Regions from separate parts of the Mus musculus genome. Here all the other regions are linked to region 1. The links are chromatin loops, found by intact Hi-C in ENCODE. Cell type or tissue: left cerebral cortex. All regions are shown on one strand. Links, peaks and the distances in the headings refer to the core of each region. The heading gives the core; the rest is flanking DNA.

What was found. A loop is a pair of places that touch in the nucleus more often than their neighbours do. Peaks named below come from ENCODE experiments on the same cell type or tissue, not always from the same donor. Only the 100,000 strongest peaks of a DNase experiment are listed, where the experiment ranks them.
Region 2: a loop joins it to region 1, with 2.1 times the contacts of the local background. A loop is called at or near these places in 2 of 42 quality-filtered maps.
Region 3: it touches region 1 in a loop (1.8-fold over the local background); 2 of 42 quality-filtered maps call a loop at or near these places.
Region 4: it touches region 1 in a loop (2.2-fold over the local background); 5 of 42 quality-filtered maps call a loop at or near these places.

The regions. Positions count from the first base shown.
Region 1 is chr9:14,697,573-14,701,041 of GRCm38, reverse strand. No RefSeq gene overlaps it. Among named protein-coding and RNA genes, the nearest start is that of Gm10706, 5.1 kb to the left of the region's middle. In left cerebral cortex, for the core only: a CTCF peak has its summit at 1,849 (motif pointing right); a DNase peak (open chromatin) is centred at 1,866.
Region 2 is chr9:14,594,345-14,597,813 of GRCm38, reverse strand. Amotl1 (angiomotin-like 1) reads left to right here. Exons shown (of 13, transcript NM_001081395.1): 2 at 1,214-1,363. Among named protein-coding and RNA genes, the nearest start is that of Amotl1, 19 kb to the left of the region's middle. In left cerebral cortex, for the core only: no CTCF peak of the experiment used is centred there; DNase peaks (open chromatin) are centred at 1,191 and 1,774.
Region 3 is chr9:14,632,563-14,636,031 of GRCm38, reverse strand. It overlaps a transcript of Amotl1 not described here. Among named protein-coding and RNA genes, the nearest start is that of Gm34263, 9.4 kb to the left of the region's middle. In left cerebral cortex, for the core only: no CTCF peak of the experiment used is centred there; a DNase peak (open chromatin) is centred at 1,678; H3K4me3 peaks cover 641 bases.
Region 4 is chr9:14,612,789-14,616,257 of GRCm38, reverse strand. Amotl1 (angiomotin-like 1) reads left to right here and starts at 1,258. Exons shown (of 13, transcript NM_001081395.1): 1 at 1,258-1,524. The coding sequence starts at 1,476. In left cerebral cortex, for the core only: no CTCF peak of the experiment used is centred there; DNase peaks (open chromatin) are centred at 1,057, 1,522, 1,840 and 2,749; H3K4me3 peaks cover 1,780 bases; H3K27ac peaks cover 1,355 bases.

The DNA.
Region 1 (3,469 bases), core at 291-2,790:
GGCTTTCACTTTGCAAAGTGTTACAGCCAGATGTTGTGTTACAGCATCTCACCACTTGGTGTCCTCCTGGCCTCTCCTGCACCACTACTTATCTCTACTCTGCTGTGTCTCCCCTCTCACCAGCACTCCCCCTCTGCTAGAGTCCTCCCTCTCACCAGCACTCCTCCTCTGCTAGAGTCCTCCCTCTCACCAGCACTCCCCCTCTGCTAGAGTCCTCCCTCTCACCAGCACTCCCCCTCTGCTAGAGTCCTCCCTCTCACCAGCACTCCCCCTCTGCTAGAGTCCTCCCTCTCACCAGCACTCCTCCTCTGCTAGAGTCCTCCCTCTCACCAGCACTCCTCCTCTGCTAGAGTCCTCCCTCTCACCAGCACTCCTCCTCTGCTAGAGTCTCCCCTCTCACCAGCACTCCCTTGCTGGGGTCCTGATGTGGAATGGAGGAACCCCACTGTGAACCACAGTAGAATGCCCCAGGAATGACAGTGTAGACAGAGGGAAGAGAAAAGTTTTGAAGAAGGAAAGACTATTTCCAAAATCTTCCCATGGTGTAAGGTCATAGGAAGTTGTGTGCGTGTGTGTGTGTGTGCATGCATGTGTGTGCATGCAGGTCTTCTTGAGGCCTTCTTGAGGAGGAGCCAGGTACCTGAGGGACACCAGGCAGCAGTATTGTCACATTGCACTAAAAACATTCGTTTGTTGTTCTTTTCCCCTTCTTCCTTCTTCCCTCCCTCCTTTCCTCTCCTACCTTCTCCTTTCTCTGTCTTGAGACAGTCTTGTCATGGAATCCAGGCTGCTCTAAAACCTGTAACAGTACCCCTGCCTCAGCTCCTGAGTACTGGCACTATGCAGGTAAGCACTACCACACAAGGCCAAAACTTTTTCCTGAGTTGTGTTGGGGAGCTCTGGTCAGACCACTGTCAAGCCTGGCATTCACATTTAATATCCACAGCTGTATGACTAGACTGTATTGAACACTTGGCAACTGATAAAATTATGGATTAGTCACAAGATTAGCCAGAGTTGATGAGATTAACATGTCATGCAAACGGACTTGAGAGAGAAGCCACAACTCTCTCCTGCCTTAATGCACGGTATTGAAAAACTGAGAAAACCTTGCAGGGATTTCATGTGTGAGCTCCTCCTGAGGAAGCTGGGGTCATATACAGGAGTCCTCAGAGACACAAGGCAATGGCAATCTGTGTCATAGTGTCCTTCTGTCAAGCTTTTAAGGTTGCCCGAGTTTGCTGTCTGTTGTGATGAACACCATGAGTGAAAGCAACTTGGGAAAGAAAGGCGTCGGGTGACATGTCCTGATCACACTCCATCACTGACAGAAATCAAGGCAGGAACTCAACAGGAGCAGGAGCAGGAACCACAGAGCAGGAGCAGGAGCAGGAGGAGGAGCAGGAGCAGGAGGAGGAGCAGGAGCAGGAGCAGGAGCAGGAGCAGGAGCAGGAGCAGGAGCAGGAGCAGGAGCAGGAGCAGGAGCAGGAGCAGGAGCAGGAGCAGGAACAGGAACCACGGAGGGCTGCTGCTTGTTTCTCAGCTTCCTTGAATGCAGCCCAGGTCCATCTGTCCAGGGGTGGCACTGCTCGCAGTGGACTAGTCACCTTCACATCTTATCATTAATCAAGAAAACACGGACTTGCCCACAGGCTAATCGGGTGAGGTAATTCCTTATTTGAAGTTTCTGATTCCCAGGTGACTCGAGTTTGTGTTGACTTGATTAAACGAACCAGCACGGGTGGGCTAGAGGCCTATCTAACCAGATGCCTTGTATTAATCAGTGTGCATGAAGTCTATGTCCCTTGTCTAACCAGCTTTGCCCCTGTCGAGGGTGCCTTTCTGAATAGATCCACCAGAGGGCGCATGTACACTGTCCTTTACTGTGCTGGGAGCTGCAATGCTTAGAGAATCAACTTTGAGTTAACTCCAGAGAGCAGCATAGGATTATGAAATCTGTGCTTAAATTCAGATTCCAACAGGCTGGGCGTTGTGTAGGCTCCTCTTACTCTCTTACACTGTCTTCACCATGAGGAGGAGTGGTCTACACTGCGGGAGACAGACCTTACCACAGAAACAGCTTTTTGTTCTGTTCCTTCAGTGTTGGGGGTCAAACTCAGGGCCTCAAATGTGTCAGGCAATTGTTCTACCATTTAGCTACCATCACCCCCCCCCCCCGCGCGCGCGCACACACACACACACACACACACACACACACACATAGTGATTTCATTGATCATGGATGAAGCCTAAGCATCTAAATGTTTTTAACGCCAGGTTTTAAAAGTGCCACATCCCAGTAATGCTACCAGGCTTCAGGCAGTTGCTACAATAAGCCCCATTCTGGCTCTCCTGCTGTGACCGTCACCTAAGTTAACTAGCATCTCATCAAAGCTGCTGGTTGTAAAGAGAAAAGAAACATGCAGCCAGCTTCAGCGCAGCACTGGGTTTGAGTCCTAGAACTTCCACTTGGCAGCCATGAGACCTTGAGTTAATTAGTCACCCTGAGCCTCAGATCTTATAAAAATCCCTATGCCCGTTGTGTAGAATTATTGTAAGAGCGGTAGACGTCAAAGATAATGTAGCTGGCTTTAGTAAGGAGAACCACATAATAAGATCAGATGATCAGTGAACGGATGACACATTTTAGTCAGCACACTTGTATGCCAGGCACTGTGCTAGACTCAAATCTCATAACTCTGCTTAAAGTGCCACTTTTTTTTCTAGATACTTATCAGTTTCTTTTCTCATTGCTGTGACCAAATGTGTGGCACTAAGCAACTAAAGAGAGGACCGGTTTATTTTGGCTCACAGTTGAGGGGATCAGGGTGTCTTGGATGGGGAGGCATTCAACTGTAGTGTCTGGAGAGGCTGGTGGCTCTCTTCTGTACCCATGGCTCAGAGGCAGAGACAGGACAGGAAGTCCTAGCTCGCCAGCAACCCACTTCCTTCAGCTAAGCCCTGCCTCCTAAAGGTTCCACAACCCTGTACAATAGCGCCACCAGCTGGGAAGGAAGGTTACAGCACACATGAACGTGGCTTAAACACAGGGTTGCAAAGAATTTCACCTTCATGGGGGATTGGAAGGATGTGGAAGAAAACATACTTTAAATACATTCCTGTGGGTGCCATGGAGGTGCAGTAATCGTGTCTCATTTTCTATTTAAAACCTTTGGGAGGAATGAAGATGACAAAGCGACATCGTGACTGTGGCTCCTTCCATGTGGCACAGAACAGAGGCTGTAGACTCGGACCATTTCTTCCCAGCGGAAGACTCCGCCATCTCGCGGCCTTGAGTACTCTTGAACGTGGCCAAGTCTATCTCAGAGATGTGCTAGAATTTCTGGCTCTGTCTACCGCTCCTCCTTCTTTCCTGTCCCCTTTTACTGGTGGCAGCTGGGTGCTTGCCCAGGCTCTCTTCCACCTCTTCTTCCTATGGCCCCACCCCATTGATTCCCTGACATGTTTC
Region 2 (3,469 bases), core at 527-3,026, 100 kb after region 1:
TTTAGGCTGATCTTGGTACAATATGTCTTTCATGTTTGGTGTGTAATCATCTCTAAAGTGAGAGTCCCAATTAGAATTATTTTATTTGAAACTTACAAGGTAAGCATTTCAGCAGTGGAAATCATAATTTTATCTTTATGGGTCAGACGTGCCTACGATATGGTGAGCACATACAAATGGTATCTCACCTGAGGCACAATGACTCAGGGAGAGGGGCGATAGTCCTATCTTTGGCCCTTGGTGTCATGAGATGCTAGTAGCTCTGGTCTTGTGCAAAACTTAGGAAGAAATTTCAGATGCCTGGTTTGAAGCCATTTCTGAAAATTGTTCTTTTATTTTCAAATGGAATTATCTTTAAGGCAAGGGTCTTAATAAATAATAACAAGACTCTCCAGAGTAAATTGAGAACAACAACAACAAAAAGCAGAGCTTTAATCTTGGCATCCACACAGAGGTATATCAGACAGAACAGGAAGGGAACGTGGCTGGATCGGCCGGAGTTCCCACAATTGACAAATGTGCTGTCAGTGTCCCTGAAGTGGGGTCTCATGGTTGGTGGCTGTGGGTCTAAGAGTAGCCTCAAGTGTAACTTGAAAAAGAAGTGCACTAGTGTGTGTGTGTGTGTGTGTGTGTGTGTGTGTGTGTGTGTGTGTGCGCACTCTCGCGTGCACGTGTGTGTAGCAGAGAAGGGAGCTTGAGTGGCCATGAACTTGGCTAAGGCCCAGGCCCAGGTCACTGGTTCTACTGCAACGTGAGACTCAGAAGCCTCTCAGGGAGCCAGAGCACACTGTGTCTCAGCCTGGGACATTCTCTTGCTGACACATGGCCCGGCAAAGTGGCCACCCCTTCTTCTATCCTATATTTTTGGAGAGACAGCTGTTCTTCTCACTTTTCTTTTTCTGGCCTGCTCCATTCCTGTGTTTCTGCCCTCTACCTTGACCATTGCAAACCTCACGCCTCTCAGAGCTCCACAGAAGAAGACTGTGGGTGCTGTCCCTGGGTGACAGTTTTGCGCCTCCCCTCAGTGGCTGTTGGAAGCTTGTGGGTCAGCATGGTGGGTGGCTGGATTTGTGACAGTTCTGGGAAGTAGCTTTGGAATTTTATGAATGAAATAGGCAGAGTCACACTACAAGTTGCCATGTGGGGGGCATGAGTCACACAGGAAGGGGGCACGTGATTGGCACTAACACACACATCATTCTCTTTCTGCCAGCTCCTCCTCCCATCTGCTACAGCCCCAGCAGTCCTGTGCAGATTCTAGAAGACCCCGCCTACTTCTACCCAGACTTGCAGCTCTATTCTGGGAGGCATGAAGCATCTACTTTGACAGTGGAGGCAAGTGGAGGCCTAAGGGGGAAAAGCGGTAAGTCCTTGCACGTTGGGAGCACAGAGGGTCAGACCTTCTCGTTTTCGTCTCTTCTGCATTAAGTAATCCCCGTGCCTGTGACTTTAGTTTCTACCACTTTCATTACCGAAGGTCAATGGCAATTTGGAAGTATTAATTGAAAAGCACTAGAAGTAAACGGTTCATAAGTCTTAAATACAGTCACAGCTATATGCTGTCAGATCAGGTCTATGTTACTATTGGCTGCTACTGACAATCATATGTGTAATTTATGTTAACTTTATAAAGGTGTATGCTACACACACGGGGTGGGGGTGGAGAAACACACACACACACACACACACACACACACACACATACACACACGCTGCCTTGGCACTGTCCTTGTACATACAGACTTGGCACTCACTGTCCTTGGCTTCAGGATTCCACATTGGGTCTTGGAATGTATCCTTGAGTTGGATCCCAGAATGTAAAGAAGCTGAACACATGGTTGTCACCCCAGCACTGGTGAGGTGGAGAGAGGCAGGTCTCTGGGACTTGCTGGTCTAGTCATTGATCCCCAGGTCCCAGTAAGAGACTGTGCCTCAAAAGCACAAGGTGACCTTCTTCCCCAACCTCAGGGGTCAGAGAACCTTGTGGAAGAGAGAGCAGAAAGAATGTGAGAGCTGGAGAGGAGCAGGAGTCTTGTGAGATGCTGATTTTCTCACATGGCTGCTGCACACTTGAACTCATAGCAGCCGAGGACATGCAGAAGACCAAGGTGACAAGATCTGCCAGGGTCCCAGCTGGGCTGGCGGCACTGGATCCAGTGGGTTATAAAACGGGCTCAAAAATGAAAGGAAAGATGAAAAAAGGAAGGAGGGAGGAAGAGGGTGGTGGTAAAAGGGTATGAATGGACAGTGCCTGAGAAACTAGGAGTGGGCAGTAAATAGGTAGGCTCAAAATACATCATTTACATGTATGGCATTGTCAAAGAACAAATAAAGAGTATTCTATTAGGAGAACTAAGGTGGACGACTCCTGAGGAACAACATCTGAGGTTGTGGCCTCCACACATATATGATACCCACACAAACATGCATGTTCACCCTTCCCACAGTAGAAAGGACTATTTTGCTCCACTGTGTGACTCCCTCTATGAGAGGGAATCTTCCTGTCTTCCAACATGGAGGCTTCAGAGTTGCATCATCTGTAGCCAGCTATTCTAAATTCTAAATCTCAAATTCTAAAGGCTTCCTCTGCCTTTTCTCAAGTCCTTTGCCTCTTTCCCCTTCTCTGCTTCCAGTTTTTTGTTTTCACAAATAAGTCAGAATTTCAGAAGAAATTCAAAACCTTACTGAGGACCTTCCTCCTTTCGAACAATTCTCCAGGGTTGCTGTCCTAGGGTGATGGAGAGAGATGAAGCCTGATAAATGTTCTCCCCCCTTTCCAATGTAAAGGGAATGTGGTAGTTTTCCTGCCTGTTAAGATCCATTCATTTCATTATCCATCCACTTAAACCAGCTTTTCTATAGTATTTTAATTTTAGTTCTAGCTAAACTTTAAAAATTTTTATTTGAAGACACTTGTTCCCTTCAGTCTTGTAGATCTGTGTTTTTGACAATCAATACTCTGTTCCCTTTAGGCGCCCAACAGTGTTCTGGACAATGGAAGGTTTGTAGCACACACTCACTCAGGCTCAGTGAAGGAGATGGCGGGAACCTGCCTTTGTCTGTCTTTCTTTGGCATGTTCATTGTTTATTGCAATTGTTATTGTTTAGTTTCTCTGAGTGTCTCTGGGTAGCCCTGGTTGTCTTGGAACTCACTAGTTTCTGGTACAGAGAAGGAAACAAAACATTGGGTGTACTGGAGGCAGAGGAGGTCAGAAGCAAGAGGCTTCTGTTTGGGATCTCTCAGTGACTGGTTAGTGGAACCAGCCCCTGGGCATGGGGACATCAGGAAGAGAGATGGACAGGACAGCAGTTTGGTACAGAAAGTAGGGCCTGCTTGCTTCTAGCTTCTTACTGTCACTCAGTGTAAAACATCTAAATAATAATCAAGAAACCAACAAGATACAGGATACAGGAGTCAGGGAGGGAGGGAAGATGTGTTGGTAGATGTGGCTGCCATTGCAGAGGTGGG
Region 3 (3,469 bases), core at 563-3,062, 65 kb after region 1:
CTTTGAAAATGAACCATTAGTTTTTATCTTTTACAAGGGGACAAATACATTGTGAAATGACAGCAATGGACCTTAAACTAAGAAGGTCAAGACAGGAGGGAGGTCATGAGGACAGTAGGGGACAGAAGGGACCCTGGGACGGTTCATTTAGATTCTGATAGAGACAAGGAGACTTCAGACTCAATAAAGACTAGAAAGGTAGGAGATGCTGGTTGAAGAGCCGAGTGCTGGGATGGTGTTACTATGACAACGAGGAGCTGACAGGGGAGCAGGTCAATGATGAAGAGAACATCAAAGAGCGGAGCAGAGGGTGAGCAGAATCCACTTTGTACAGATGAAGTCCAGACTACTCCTGGGAGTGTGACTGAGGGGAGGAAGAGCAAGCCAGACGGTAATGCCTTTAAAAGATGGGTCTGTGCGTGGCCAAAACAAGCAGACGCAACATGGGATATGACCTGTGATTGTCAAGGACAGACAGGGTCTGACAGCAAGAAATTCAAAGACCCCTTCAGAGAGGAGGATGAAGACACACGCAAGGATCTTGGGGGTTGTGTGTGTGGGGGGTAGAGTGTCGTGTGGAAATGTGTTCACGTGTATTCAGTTCTTGAACTGGGAACTTCCATAATCAACAACAGGGCAGCAGTATTTAGATGTCAGGGTGATGGCTCAGGAATGGCTGCCTGGGTGGGGAAGGACAGCTTCTCCTCCATCCCATGAGAAATGCAGGCTGGTGCTTCTTTCTAGTCTTCCACAGTGTTATGTAACCAAAAGCTGAGTATGGCAAACCGTCGCTGTTTACAAGGTAACGATCTGACCCAGACCCAGGACCTCCTGGCTGCTACAGCCCCTGCTCTGGTCACTTTGAACCCATAGAAGGCTCCAGAAGCTTTGAACTGGCAACTGTCAGTTCTTTAAGGAGAGAGAACCAGGCTCCCTCCGTCCATCCCTCTCTGTCACTGCTAGGTAGAAAGAGGGGACCATCTGCTGTGGGGCTGTCTCTAGATCCCCTCACACCCCAAACACTAGACTTGCCCTGGCAAAGCTATCAGTCACTCAAGGGGGAAATACAGTGTGTCTACACACACTACTCAATGATCCAAACAAGGAGAGTCCAATAGCCAGACGCTAGCCAGACACTAGTTAGAACGTTCAACTTCTGCTTCTCCATTCTACTTGAAACCACTCAAGGTGTGCTAAAGAAAGAGGCGATTCTTACTCTCTGCCCATCATGACAGGAAAGTCAGACTCTGTCTGTCCCAAGTTACTAAGCTGCTGCTTCTCTGCCCTTGAAATGGAGACCAATTTTCTTAGCTTACTCAAGGAATAAATGGTCTCTTATGAGGAGAGACTAATGCTCAGACTATGGAGCTGGAATGCAGGTTAAGAAAAACCAAAAAAAAAAAAAAAGAAAAAAAAAAAGGTGGACGGAGGAAGGCATAGGAAGTCTGCCCTGCCTACTTTTACGATAGTGTCCAGCTCTGAGAATCCTCTCCGGACCCCTGGGCAGGTGGAGGAGTGCATACTCAATGCAGAGGACCAGGGAATTCGTTCAGAGCAAGCAAGTCTCTCATTTTAAATAAATGAGCAAAAGGGTTAGGGTGCTGGAGGACATCCTCTATCAGGGAGTGGGGAGTCAGCGCGTGTGTCTCATGATAGCCACGGTAGCCTAGCAACGGGCAGGGCTGCTCGCAGGCTGTGGGGCTGGTGAGCGCAGCTCTTGTCACTCGTCACTGCCACTGCGCGTTCAGGAGCACCCACACTACCAGGAAAACTTTGGGATGTCGGCACCTGGCAGGACATAGCAATGCTCGCCAGGAGCTGAGGACAGATGATGGGGTTGCAGCCCCATTCACTGGGAGCTGCGCTATCCCAACCCGGAAAGTTGATGCGCACCTGCGGGCTTCAGGATGAGTGCCCCTAGGCAGAAGGGTTCCCCAAGTTTCTTTACACATTCAATGGATTAGAGAGAAAGAACCTGCGCTTTTCCAAGGGAGCTGAGCTCTCCAGAATTCCTGATTTATTGGCCATGAATGGATGCAGTGACTCAGTTTTTTGTTTTCTGCTTTCCTTCTTTCCCAGAGAGTGATTTTGTGGACACCGCTTCTGCATCTTTCAGCCCGGAGGAGTTAGGTAAGTCTGGCCTTTCCCCTTTTCTCCCCACTACCAGAATTCCTCCCCAGAACCACGCGGTTCCAGAGGGAGTAGGATTGGAAGGTGGGTGGAGAAGCAGGTAGGAGACATACCTGCGTGCAGGCTCCATTCTCAGGAATTGGCCTCTTCATGCCACCGCCCTTCGCTTGGTCGGAGCACGGAGCATTTTAGGGATGGCTCACAAACACGTGTTGCCTCCAGATCAATTGTCATTGCAACACTGCAGACTTTCAAATCTGGCTTCTGTTAGCATCTTGAACCCCTGCCCAGGATTGCTGGTGTATGTGTCTGTCTTACCAGGTAACCAATAGGAGAAAGACCCTGTAAGGGTATATTGTTTCTCAGAAGTTGCCATGTAGTCATTAAATTACAGGTACTAGGGGCACCCTTTCTCACTGGTGTTCACTTATTTAGTCTGTAGGCATTGGGAACGGAACCTTGCATCTTCTCATGCCTGTGGTTATTAGAGATGCATGCATGGTCTGTGGCTAGAGACAGAGACAGACTTCCCGGTGTGACCAGAAGGCAGTCTTAGATCCCTGTTGGTAGCCTCACTTGGTAGCCAGACCTCCTTTCTCTTGCTCTGCGTTTATTTCTAGCAGCCTGGTTTGTCAAGGCTTTTCTGGTTGTTCTCTTATCATGGGCCTCAGAGCTCTGCCTTGAAATAAAAAGATTTGAGGGGATGAGGTAGCAATAACAGAGAAGAGAAATTATCCACATACTTTTCTTGTCCTTCTCAGAGTCAGGTGTGTGTGTGTGTGTGTGTGTGTGTGTGTGTGTGTGTGTGCCTGTTGGGTTCAGGAGGCCTGCCTTGTCCTGAGAGAATCTGTTTTTATGGTGCCCCATAGCATTGGGAGTGAGATTCCATCCAATCCACAACTTATATTCACTTCCTGGAGCTGAGCATTCAAAATAGGTCAGAAGGGTAGATGTGGTGACTCATGGCTGAAATTCCGGCACTTCAGACACTGAGACAGGAGGATCACTGTGAATATGAGGCTAGGGTGGACTACAGAATGAGACCCTGTCTCCAGAATAAGGAAAATAAAAAAAGTAAAGCAAACAGGCAAACAAACAAAAAGTCTGGTTACCAAGGCTGCATCCTGAGATGGGGAAGCGGTTTGTGCAGAAAACTGGTTCACACAGGTTGTAAGGGTGCTGCATCTCTGTAGATGGAATCTCAGATCGAACACTTGAGCAAAGCTGGTCTCCCAAGCATGACGGTGAAGCCTCTTTGTAAATGCAAATGCCGTGTAATCTACTTTCCAGAAGTGCTTTGTTAGAGGGAAGGGTCTGGGTCATGCTTCTATGTGTCCTA
Region 4 (3,469 bases), core at 573-3,072, 85 kb after region 1:
CACTAGCCAAGTGGAAGCTGTGTACGTTTACCGTTCAGTCCTTCCCAGCCCTGCACTTTGTGACTGTCCACTTACTCGTGTTGTCTCTTCCTTTGCAGTGAAAACTCTTTCCTCATTTATCAGCTCTTGCCAAGCACCCTTGGTGAGAAACCTTGCCAATTCCCTCCAGGCTGCACTGCTGCTTGCTTGCCCAGTGCCTCCTTTTCCTGCACATCGGATCTCTGCCCCTTCCCCCTCTACACAGAGCTGGTCTCTTCTCTCTCCTGTCCAGACTCTTAACAAGAGGGGACCTACTGCCCTGTTCTTTTCTGTGCACACGTCCTGGCTTTGTGTGTTCTACAAAGGCAGGTGACTTTAACGAAGCCTGTGCTTGAGAAATAAGTTCAGCAATTACATTTGGGCCTCTGTCTGAGAAATCAGAGGGCTGTCATGGAATCCGGCTGGAACACTGGGGGTGAAGCGGTGAGCGGGTGAGTTTAGGGAGATGGCACAAGCCAGACATGACCCCTGCCCCCATGGCCAGGTAAGAAGAGAGAAAAGAGGAGCCAACCGTCAGAAACCTTGATATGCCCTAACCCTCCAAGTAGGGGCTTGGGCAGCAGCCACTGGCCTCTGCTCTCAGAAGACAGACCAGAAAGGTCCTAGTGCATGGCTTCAGAAGACAGTGAGTGTAACCTCGCAGAGGGCTGGGCAAGGAGCGTTGCTTAGGGAAAAAGTCTGATTTCGAAGGCGGGGCAGAGTCACAGACTTCAAATTCTTTGCTTCTGTTTGAGCAGATAGCAGCCTGAGGGTTGTGGTCACAGGATGTACAGTCCTAGGAAGCCATTGAACATTTAAGGCTGTAAGGAAGGTCTGTTTAGCTAGCTGTTCTGTTCCTCAGTGGAGCACATCATAGCCCCTCCTATCCTGACCGCCCCACCTGATAGAAGTACTAGGGCCTGGGGATCGCTTTCACCTGGAAATTCCACTTAGAAGAAAAGTTGGTCCTAAACCAAACCTAGCCTGGAGTTCGGAGGCATATTCCAGCAAAGGATTCTAAGGCATTCAGATAGAAATGGTGAGTGTGACAGGAATTCAAACGCGGATAGGGGACAAAAACAAGGGAGCCAGTCTCCCTTTTTGGTCTCAGGGAGACACGTCAGCCTGAGTCCCGGCAGTTTCCGAAATCCCGGGAGGGGCGACGGGAAACTGGGGACGGGCTCTAGGGCCCCGCGGCCGGGGCCGGGGCGGGGTGAAGTGTAGGGTTACAGGGATCAGACCAGCGACCCTCCTGGGTAGCACGCTGGCGACTGGGAGCGCGGGGCGCCCAGGGACCCGGCAGCGGGGTGGGGTGGGTGGGACTGGAGGGGGAACGGGGCATCTCTCTGCTGCCCGAGTGCAGAGGCACCCTTCGCCGCGCCTCCCAGCCGCCATCCCCCTGCCGCCATTCCCCTGCCGCCGCGTTGCCCAAGCCAGGATCGTCCCATGATCGCCCCATGCGGAGGGCAAAGTCGCGCCGGGGACCTTGCGAGCCTGTGCTTAGAGGTAATCAGCTCAAGCCGGGGGTCCGGGAGGGCTCCCCCTGACTGGGCCGAGAGGTCTCCGCGGCTGCTCCCGAGAGCCCAGGCTGACATCAGCTCCGCACCAGATGTGGGGACTTGGTGAACCAGATTTGTGCTGGGGCCTCAGATTGTCCTGTGAGGGATCCAGAAGGTTCAACAAGACAAAAAGCAGAATTCGGTTCAGAACTACCCTCCGAGTGCCCAGTACCCCCGTGGGGGATTCCCACGGGAGGCCAAGGACTCGGGTACGCGTGCGGGCCCCTGACGCGGGACTGGCATTTCTCCTGTGGCTGGCAGGTTGCGGTCCCGGAGGATCTGGAGGCTTGGCGGGTGCCGCTGCTCTGGCGCAGACAAAGGCGCGCGGGGCGCCCAGCCTGGACCCCAGGACGCGCCCCGGCCCGGAGGCTCGGGCCTTTCCGCCCTGAGCCTTCTTTGTTCTCCCCAAACAAGTTTCTTGCACAAATCAGGGGTAGGATCCGGCTTTCCCTGGCCTGTTGGCAGTGCCTTGGAAAAAATCTGGTTTCCGGGAGGAAGCACAAACTTTCCAAGGGGGAGCTGGTTGAACTTTTTTGGAACGTGACATTTGTGGCAGACAGGAAAGTGGAACCTCGGCCCGTGACGGCCCCTGACAGTGCAGGGGACCCACTGGTGTTAGCCTTAAGTAGCCAGGCTGGGAGATGAGGTCTCACCTTCTCCAAGTCCCCTGCTTGGGGACCTCAGAAGACGAATCCCGGGCCTGTGCCCCTATTTTCTGCCTCCTTTTTTCCCCCTGGAAAATGTTTGCCTTTCAGCTCTTGTGGTGGGTGTATTGTCTAAATGCCTTTAAGTAGGGATAGTGTGTGGGTTACCTGGACGTCGGCTTCTGGAGACAGGTTTCGATCTCACGGGGCCTTGATGCTTACATTTTGGATGGTATTTGGTCCTTCGGCCCCTCTGCTTCCTGCCCATGGTTCTGTTTCCCTACAAAGACTTAAAGTTTGGCGGGCTTTGCTTATTAAAGTCCTTGGTGATGGTGGAGGATGTCATGCCTCAGAGGTCCACTGAACTCCAAACAGTGTCAACTTGTTCACCGAAAGTGCTCACAACTAGAACTGGGTAATATTAAACAGCTACAATTCCAGAAGACTCTCTTTCAGGGAGTGAAAAGTCAGGGCTTGAAGTATGGAACGCTCATGGTTTCCTGCTTCCAAAACTAGGCTGTGGATCCTGCCAAGCTGGCTAAGATTCTCCCTGGCTGCCTACCACACAGGGCCCAGGTTGTGTTGCCCAGTACTTCAGGATCTCTGGGATTCAAGTTCTTAGAATAAGAATGTACTTAGGTTGAACTGTGTGGAAGAAGAGCAAAGGAACAGACTGCATAGATTTGAACAGAAAGAAAACCAGCAGGACATAGAATAGAAGGTTCTAGAGACCTCTTGTATGGTGGGGCTCCTGATATATGTGTGTGTGTGTGGGGGGGTGTCATATGTAGTACCTTCTGGTTCTAGAGACTTCTTGTTTGCTGGGGTTCCTGGTGTGTGTGTGTGGGTGGTCATGTGTGGAACAGGACATAAAATAGGTTATAGAAACCTCTTATTTGGTGCTGTTCCTGGTGTGAGTGCATAGTTCCTAGGTGAGCTGGTTTTGTTTCATCTTGCATGCCACATTTTTTCCCTATGAGGAACACCTTTGTCCACCTAGAGGTGGCAAGCAAGGAAGAAGTTGCTGTCCCTGTGGCTCCCTTCCTCCCCCTCTTCAGAAGAAGGCACTGTTGTCTAGGTGTTTGCAGTTCTGTTCAGCTGTGTGCTGGAAGGTGTCAGCAGACTGAATAGTGTGTGGAGACTGTGCTGGAGGGTGTCACTGTGTGCTGGGGGGGGGTGATACTGTGTGCTGGGGAGTATCACTGTGTGCTGGGGGTGTCATTGTGTGATGGAGGGTGTCATTGTGTG